Regions from separate parts of the Homo sapiens genome. Here region 2 is linked to region 1. Evidence: chromatin contacts called from ENCODE Hi-C or POLR2A ChIA-PET data. All regions are on one chromosome and are shown on one strand. Each heading gives the region's core, a stretch centred on a gene start or an enhancer-like site at or near the end of the contact. The rest is flanking DNA. Distances are from core to core; before and after follow the strand shown. Region 1 has its middle 35 kb from the start of RBM20. Region 2 holds the start of ADRA2A (adrenoceptor alpha 2A).

Region 1 (4,470 bases), core at 643-3,142:
AGGGCTGTGTGTGGGCTCCCACATGCCTGCTCACCATGGGGATGAACCCTTTATTCTTAAGCAGTAGGGAAATGGGACTTCTGGAACAATCCTAAAGCACATAATAATCTCACATAACAGCCACATAATCGCAAGGCTACAGGGATTCTAATAAGATTTCTAACAAGAAAAGAAGCAAGTATTCCCTTCACTCTGTGAAAGAACATAAGAGACGCTGATTCGGAGTGTCTTGTTGGGGAGATGACTTAAAAATGATAAACTGAAAAGCAACATAGGTGAAGCTGTTTCAATTAAGGGATGCAAGGTTAGAGACAGAGCAAATGAGGAAAATTATAATAGAACAAACTCTTCTGGGTTTATATGAAGATTGAGAAAGTATAGAGGAAAAAACTGCTCTGAGGAGAAACAAGTAGGGCTACTGCAAGAAAGGACTGTGATGGCTGATATTGTCAAATTGATTGAATTGAGGAATGCAAAGAATTGTTGCTGGGTGTGTTTGTGAGGGTGTTGCCAAAGGAGATTAACATTTGAGTTAGTGGATTAGGAGAGGCAGACCCACCTTCAATCTGGGTGGGCACCATCTAATCAGCTGCCAGTGCAGCTAGAATAAAACAGGCAGATGGAAAGAGCAGACTTCCTGAGACTTCCAGTCTTCATCTTTCTCCCGTGCTGGATGCCTCCTGTCCTCTAACATTGGACTCCAAGCTCTTCAGCTTTTGAACTCTTGGACTTATACCAGTGGTTTGCCGGGGGCTCTCAGGTCTTCAGCCACAGACTGAAGGCTGCACTGTTGGCTTCCCTACTTTTGAGGTTTTGAGACTCTGACTGGTTTCCTTGCTCCTCAGCTTGCAGACAGTCTATTGCGGGACTTCACCTTGTGATCATGTGAGTCAATACTCCTTAATAAACTACCCTTCATATATACATCTATCCTATTCCGTCCCTCTAGAGAACCCTAATACAGACTGCAAATTTTGTTAACAAGATCCCATTAAACAGCTGCTGCATACCTTTCTAAGCAGCAATCCAACCTGTTGCAAGCACTAGGTACCTTGGCTAAAAGCATCCAATTACTGAGCTGCAGTTAACACGTAGCTCAAACTCTTGCAACAGAGAAATCTCAAGAATGTCACACCTTGACCATCTCATTGCTCCTGGAACTCTACTCTAAGAAACTAGAGTTTGAAAAACTAGACTGAAAAAATGGAGGGGTTGGCATGTGTCAAGGGCCCCCTCTAGTGGCTCTGGGAAAAAAGTGAAGTAATTACTGGGAGACAAAGCAGCAGCCCAATGATGAAGAAAGCCTCAGCCTTATCTACCTTTGCAGCCATCATTTCTAATTCTGAAGTGGTACGATAGATTCCTGTGTTTGAAGACCTCTCCTAGCAAAGGCCTCTGCCTCAGAAGTGTCAGGGACCTTTAGTACATTATACCTTAACTGCCTCTGTTAACTTAGTCCCAAATGATTTGCCTTAAACCCGTGTCCTTCAATTTTCTATGGTGGTGGGTTTTTTCCACCCATATGTAGTTCCATGTTTCCAGCCTTTACCGCCATCATTGTTAATTACTGAATAATTTTAGGTGTATATTTATAAAGCCAAAGCAGGACTTGTGATCACTGTACACTTTAATGTTTGATAATCAACTTTCCAGGCACTGATCTGAACACACAAGTATCCATGAGATAACATTCAAACCTTAATGTCTCTTTCCAATAATAGAGTTATACCAACCAATGTGAGGACTTGAGAGAGGAAATAAATCCATGTGCTTCTTGCAAACCTAATCGCTAGGCTGCCTCATGTCCCTGAGCAATTACTGGCTGCCACAAGGGCTCTTACACCCAGGAGACTCTGTGTCTAGGAAGGGGAGAGTGAGTGCCACATGGTGGCAGATTTATGGAGCAACGCTGGCATCTTTCATGCAGAAGACTGGCAGCCAGGAGTAATCCAGTCCCCCTAAGACACTGAGATAAGTGATCAGAGTGTACCTAAATAAGTGCAGTCTAAAGAAAATAGGAGGAGTGGGGAGGCAAAAGGCAAAGAAAACCAGAGATGGTGAATTGTGCCCTTAAAATCTGTTTCTCTGTGTCATGTGGAGGATCAATCAACACTGTACTATCTCTCTCCCATTTTCATAGTTAACTTGGGAGAAAAAAAGAGCTAATGTATTAGAGTCTGTCCTGCTTGCGAAGGAAAGCCAGGACTTGGTTCTGGCTCTGTGGGTTATTAAGCTGTGTGTGCTCATTTATTCATTTGGGTCACTTACCTAATCTGGGCTTCAGATTTCCTCGTCTATAAAATTAAGGTATTAAACTAAAAAATTTTGTATCTCTGGATCTAAATATATCCTTCAAAGTCCTAACTTAGAAAAAGTGGAGATATGAAAGCCACTTTATTTTTTTGAGATAGAGTCTCGCTCAGTCGCCCAGGCTGGAGTGCAGTGGCACAATCTCAGCTCACTGCAAGCTCTGCCTCCCGGGTTCACGCCATTCTCCTGCCTCAGCCTCCCGAGTACCTGGGACTACAGGCGCCCGCCACCAGGCCCGGCTAATTTTTTGTATTTTTAGTAGAGACAGGGTTTCCCCGTGTTAGCCAGGATGCTCTGGATCTCCTAACCTCGTGATCCACCCACCTTGGCCTCCCGAAGTGTTGGGATTACAGGCGTGAGCCAACACGCCTGGCCGAAAGCCATTTTTAAGACACGTTTTGTGAAATCTGAGCTCTTGCCAAAATAATATTCCTTCTAGAAATGTTAACCACTTTATCAAGAATTACTTAATGTGACCAAAATAAAAGCTGTAACACTTCTAGGCAATAGGCAATTGAAACAGATTCTGTTCTTACTTTTCCCGGATGAAAAGAAGAATTGTTTCTTCCAAAAGATAAAACTAAGGAAACAAGGATATCACTGTTCAATCTTCACACAAAAGGAGAGGATAATTTCCACCTAATTACATATAATTTTAAAACAAAAAAGGGCCAGCTGCAGTGACTCACACCTGTAATTCTAACACTTTGGGAAGCCAAGGATCACTTGAGGCCAGGAGTTCGAGACCAGCCTGGGCAAAGTGAGACCCCACCCCCATCTACTTAAAAAATCAGAAATCAGCCGGTGTGTTAGCACACACCTGTAATTCTAGCTACCTACTTGGGAAGGTGCCCTGAGAGGAACCCTTGAGCCCAGGAGTTGGAGATTGCAGTGAGCTATGATTGAACCACTGCACTCCAGCCCGAACGACAGAGTAAGGCCCTATCTTCTCTTTAAAAAAAAAGAGAAAAAAAAAAAAAGAAAAAAATACCAAGTAGGGAAGGAAAGATCCTCCTAACTTTTAACAGCAGGCTAACACTTTGCTGTTACCATTTAAACTGCATTAATGTGCAACTGGTTCCATTTGCACTTCCCTCCATTTAAGATAGCTGACTAAGCATAAATACACAAACCTGGATTATCAGTGTTCCAGGATAAGGAGATACGCCTAAGTAAAAAGATACAGAATGAATATTATTTCGTAAATATAACACTTTTTTTTTTTGAGACAGGGTCTTGCTCTGTTGCCAGGCTGGAGTGCAGTGGCATGATCATGGCGCATTGTAGCCTCAACCTCCCAGGCTCGTGACCCCTTCCACCTCAGCCTCCCAAGTAGCTGGGACTACAGGTGTAGCCACCAAACCCAGCTAGTTTTTAAATTTTTTGTAGAAATCGGGTCTCACTACATTGCACAGGCTGGTCTCAAACTCCTGGCTCAAATGATCATCCTGCTCCAGCTTCTAAAAATGTTGGTATTACAGGTATGAACCACTATACCTAGCAGAATTTTTAAGAAAATGATTTCTTAAATCTTTAAGACAGAACATAATCTCTGCACCTCTGTGGCAAGCACCCAACAACTGGAAGCTGTATCCTGTGTAAGACCATTTGCTGGGTGATAGTGAAATCTGAATACTGTTCACTTTACTTAAACACTGGTATTCTCCCTTTGTGGGAAGCTGAATCAAAGTACTAGTCCTTTTATTAAGAGAGTTTTGGTTTTTTTTTTGTTTTTTTTTTTTTTTGACGGAGTCTCGCTGTGTCTCCCAGGCTGGAGTGCAGTGGTGCGATCTCAGCTCACTGCAACCTCCACCGCCCAGATTCAAATGATTCTCCTGCCTCAGCCTCCCAAGCAGCTGGGACTATAGGCCCGCATCACCTCACCCGGCTAATTTTTAGTAGAAACAGGGTTTCACCATGTTGGCCAGGCTGGTCTTGAACTCTTGACCTTAAGTGATCCGCCTGCCTCAGCTTCCCAAAGTGCTGTGATTACAGGCACCGAGCCACCGCGCCTGGCCTAGATAGTTGTTAAAAGAGAAACACCTTTTAAGAATTAACTAAATATTTCCAAAGACCCGTTTGCTATTGCTTTTTTTTTTTTTTTTGAGATGGAGTCTCGCTCTGTCGCCCAGGCTGGAGGGCAGTGGCACGATCTAGGCT
Region 2 (4,470 bases), core at 1,475-3,974, 470 kb before region 1:
TTTTGTGAGCCATGCCCTTGTAGTCCAGTGCTTGCTCTGAAGAGCTGTGAGGGCTGTACCAGGCGAAGAGGGTGAAAATACCTTTAGGAAGCAATAGTGATTAGGGGTGGCCCACTAGGAAGATGGCTCCAGGTCAAGAGTGGCCAAACCAACAACTGGGGATGTGTGGGCCTGGCAGCAAGAAGCTTCCCTTGTAGGAGCAGCAGACGCCCGCCCGCAGGAGGCTGCAGAGCCACCCCAGACGAGGAAACGCAGAGCAGGCAGCGCCCGGGTTTCTGAGTGCCCTGGGGCTAAGCACCCCTCGATGCCCCCCGCTGCCTGCAGTCAGCGTGAGTCTACGCGGGCGCCAGCGGAAACCTCACACGATCCGCTTCCTGTCCCCCCGACAGAGGATCTTCTTGAAGGCGCGGCGGAAATCGTGGTTGAAGATGGTGTAGATGACCGGGTTCAACGAGCTGTTGCAGTAGCCGAACCAGAAGAAGAATTTGAAGAGCGTGCGTGGCACGGAGCACCCGACGGCCGTGAGCGTGTAGGTGAAGAAGAAGGGGAACCAGCACACCACGAACACTCCGATGACCACGGCCAGCACGAACGTGAAGCGCTTCTCGCGGTTCTGCCGCCCGCGCCAGCGCGACGCCTTGGCAGCCCCGACGCGCTCCTCCCCCGGCCCTGCAGCCGGCGTCCCGATCCCCGTCGCCCCCGGCCCGCGCCGCGGCAGGCTGTCGCCCGGCTTCACCTGGCTCGCTCGGGCCTTGCCTTTGCCCCGGGGACCGCGCTCGGGTCTGCGGGGCCCTGGAGGCCGCTCGGCGTGGTCGGAAGACGAGCTCTCCTCCAGGTCCAGCGCGTCGGTGTCGCGCGGCCCGGCCGGCGCGGGCTCGCCAGGGGCGCCGTTGAGCTGGGTGGGCAGCGGTTCGGCCTCTGCGCCCCCCGGGCCCGCGCTGCGCTCGGGGCCCAGACCGTTGGGCCTGCGCTCGGTGCCCCCCGGCGGCGCGGCGACGGCGTCCGGACCCCGGCGGCTGGGTGGCACGCGGGTGCGACGCTTGGCGATCTGGTAGATGCGCACGTAGACCAGGATCATGATGAGGCAGGGAGCGAAGAAGGAGCCGATGCACGACGAGATGACGTACCACTTCTGGTCGTTGATCTCGCAGCGCGGCTCGGCCGGCTGCGGGCCGCCGCCGCCGCCCTTCTTCTCGATGGAGATGAGCGGCGGGAAGGAGATGACGGCCGAGATGACCCACACGGTGATGATGATGGCCTTGATGCGGCGCGGCGTGCGCTTCAGGTTGTACTCGATGGCCTGTGTGATGGACCAGTAGCGGTCCAGGCTGATGGCGCACAGGTGCACGATGGACGACGTGCAGAAGAGCACGTCGAGCGCCAGGTAGATCTCGCACCAAGCCTTGCCGAAGTACCAGTAGCCCATGACCTCGTTGGCCAGCGAGAAAGGGATGACGAGCGTGGCCACCAGGATGTCGGCCGAGGCCAGAGACACCAGGAAGAGGTTTTGGGGCGCCTTGAGCGCGCGGCTCGTGAACACGGCGATGATGACGAGCACGTTGCCGAACACGGTGAGCAGCATGAGCAGGCCGGCCAGGCACACCAGCGTCAGCGTCACCTGCAGGGAGTAAGGGGTGGCCCGGGCGCCGCCCCCCGGCGCCTCGGTCCCGTTCCAGCTCGCGTTGCCCGCGTCCGGCTGCAGGGAGCCCATGGGCGCAAAGCTGCCCTCGGCCAACGGCTGCTCCTGGCGGAACATGAACGCGGGCGCCCGCTGGCCTGGGCCTGCTGCCAGCTGCCTTCCGGCCCGGCGCCCGTGGGTCCTCCTCTTCCTCCGGCGCCCCGCTCGCCTGGCTGCGGCTCACATAGGGAGGGGGCCGCAGGGAGGCCGGGCCCGAACTGGAGGACCGCTAGCGGCCCATGGCCCGGGTCCCGCGAACTGCGCCTGGCTCGCGCTTCAGACGCTCTCGGTGGGCGCCTTCTTGCTCCGAGCTCCTAATACAGCCAAGTTTTATTTCTAAGCGGCGGGAGAGAGTAGGGAGAGCCGATGGGTAAAGAGAGATTTATTCTTCAAGAAGGGAGAACAAAAATCATCGGTGGCCTGATAACTTGGAAGGATGACAGGAAATTAAATATATATATACATATCAATATCTGTATCTTGAATCTTGAGCCTGAGCGAAAGCAAGAGGTCTTACCGTGTGCGGGGCCCGCCCCCACCCCGGGAGGCAGCCGAAGGGTGCTGATGCGAGCTCGGGGGTCCTATGTCTGTCGCCTTACATCCCCGAAGCGATTACCGACTCTCTGGCTTCCCCCAGACGCTGCGGTTCTGGCCCGGCCCGGCCCGGGGCTGGGGCGCGGACTCTGCCGCCTCTCGGAGCGCCGCGAGACTTCCAAAGTTGTGCGCCCTGCTGGGGCTGGGGCACACTGTGCGGAGCTCCGGGACGGCGGCGGCGGCGGGGTGAGGAGTGTGGGGGCCGCATGAAGGCACCCCCGTCCTCAGGCGGGCCGGGGCAGGTGAACGATCAGCTCTCCAGGAGCCGCGACGGAGGCAGGGGTTCTCCTGGGCGTCCGCCTGGTGGGCGCCGAGCGCTGCTGGATGGGCCGGGGTCCGACGACAGCGCGAGTTGGGGCAGGAGCGCAAGGCGGGGAAGAAGGCGCTGGAGTGGCCGGGCGGCGGCACGCCGGCTGCTGGGCTTCTGCACCGAGCTGGAGCTGCTGCTGCTCCGCTGCGCTCACGGTGGACTCGTTTTATAGCCCCAGGATCAAGCAAGCGTTGCTGAGCAGCCGGCGTCAGCCCCCACGTGGGAAGCCGACCCTCCCCCGCCCCTCGCACCACCCCTCCGCCAGTCTAGCGCCCGCGCCTAGCGCTGGACCTCGGGGAGCGTTGCCCTCAGGCGGGACGAGCCCTTTGGAGAGGCGGGTACCTTGAGCTAGAGACTTAAAGAGGGAGCCCGGGGGTGGGGGGTAGGGGAGGAGCGGCCCCTGCTGGGAGTTGGCCATGCAGCTCCGGGCCGACGGAGCAGAACGCAACGGGCACCCGTGAGTGCCCCCAAGAAGCTGGATCTTGGGAGAAAAGGGAAGAAAAAAATGGAAGGGAATCCCCGCCCAAATCGAGGGAAGTAACCTCCGGTGTGAGTTACGTCTGGAGCAGCCCAGCTCCGGGCCAGAGCCGACGCGGTCCGCAGGTGCTCCTGGAGGCTGGGGAGAAAGGGGTCCTGGAGAGGGAGGAAGGCGCGGCTTCGGATGGAACCCCTGGGGCGGAATGGACAGCACCCACGGGGAAGTGGTACAAGCCGGAGTTCAGACCTCCGCTTAGGGAAGAAGCGGCTACGTGTCCTCCCAGCCGCGATGCTGTCTGCGGGAAACGCAAGACCCGGGGTCTGGACCGCGCCCCCTTAGACCGAGGTGGGGAGGGGTCCAGGAGCCGAGCGCCAGGGCAAAGCGAGGACGCACTGACACCTGCTGGCCGCTCGTGGTCACGGCTGAGAAGCGACCCGCTGACGCCAGGCGCCTCCTCCCGTCTCTTAGGTCTTCTGCCAACAGAGCCTTCTCCTATCTCCGAACAAATTGGTTTCTAAGCTCAGGAAAGGAGAACCCAGAGTTTGAATTGCACCCTGCCGTGTTGCAGAAATCTTCCTAAAGCAGATACTCGTGTGTCTACCCCTGGCGGGAGTGGGGGTTTGTCTAATAAAGTCACATCAGGAAGGGCTCAGCAGGCACCGCCGGCCAGAACGGGCATCCCACTCTGGACCCGCACAGCCCACCCTTCCTGCAGATCCGAGAGAGGCCAGGATCCTGCCTCCTTGGTTGCACAGCTCTGGCTTGCTGGGAATCATTATGTTTTTGTTGAGGACCGAAAGCTAGACTCCACTCCCGCCCCGCATCCCACCCCCATTCAGATGTACACACAGCATCCTTCAATAAGGGGAAGAGGGAGTAGAATATTTTCCATGTTCTCTCTGATAAGAATAGCGGTGGGGGCGGGGGGGAGTGGGTGTGCGGCGAATGGCAAGTTTTTCCGTGCGTGCTAGCTGTCCTAGGATAGATTTTAACGGTCACTAGAGCACTAGCTTGCACCCTGCTAGCTGCACTTTTCAGATGAGAGCAAGCAGTTTAATGGTAAAACCCAAGAGGGTAGGAAATTTCAGCAGGAGAGAGATTAGACTTAAAGGAATGTCGTCTTATTTAAGGAACCACTAAACCAAAATGCCTTGTGCAGTCACCTAAGTTGGAATTCCAAGGATGGAACAGGCTGCCTCTCTGTGCAGCCAGCTGCAGGCTTAGGTCTGGCTGGGGGCTGATGGCTAAATTAAGGGCCCTGAGAATCACCTTCATTCCCAGCTGATGTCTATAGCCCGCACCAGTGATACAGTTATTGGTGCTGCTGCTGTTCATGTAGTCTCAAAATCTGTACTTTCCAAAGTATTTCACAGAAGTCTCATTTGACTTCAGTACCTTTGTCTCCCAATC

The links. Hi-C counts contacts between places; a loop is a spot of excess contacts on that map. ChIA-PET counts read pairs that join two places held with the same protein, here RNA polymerase II (POLR2A). Pooled maps may share reads with other maps.
Region 2: a pooled map shows a loop between it and region 1 (6-fold over the local background). The contact joins the promoter of ADRA2A here to the enhancer-like site in region 1. A Hi-C loop is called at or near these places in 3 of 37 single-sample maps with no recorded cell type and 10 of 50 pooled maps. POLR2A ChIA-PET finds 5 or more read pairs at or near these places in 1 of 52 experiments (IMR-90).

Annotation. Positions count from the first base shown.
Region 1 is chr10:110,607,238-110,611,707 of GRCh38, reverse strand. No RefSeq gene overlaps it. Among named protein-coding and RNA genes, the nearest start is that of RBM20, 35 kb to the left of the region's middle. RefSeq lists an enhancer at 1-451. Within about 2 kb of position 1,892, at least 2 of the 41 ENCODE cell types and tissues checked have a DNase peak (open chromatin) inside an H3K27ac peak, as active enhancers do.
Region 2 is chr10:111,075,283-111,079,752 of GRCh38, reverse strand. ADRA2A (adrenoceptor alpha 2A) reads right to left here and starts at 2,724. Exons shown (of 1, transcript NM_000681.4): 1 at 1-2,724. The coding sequence starts at 1,756. The coding sequence ends at 359. RefSeq lists a silencer at 2,712-2,761.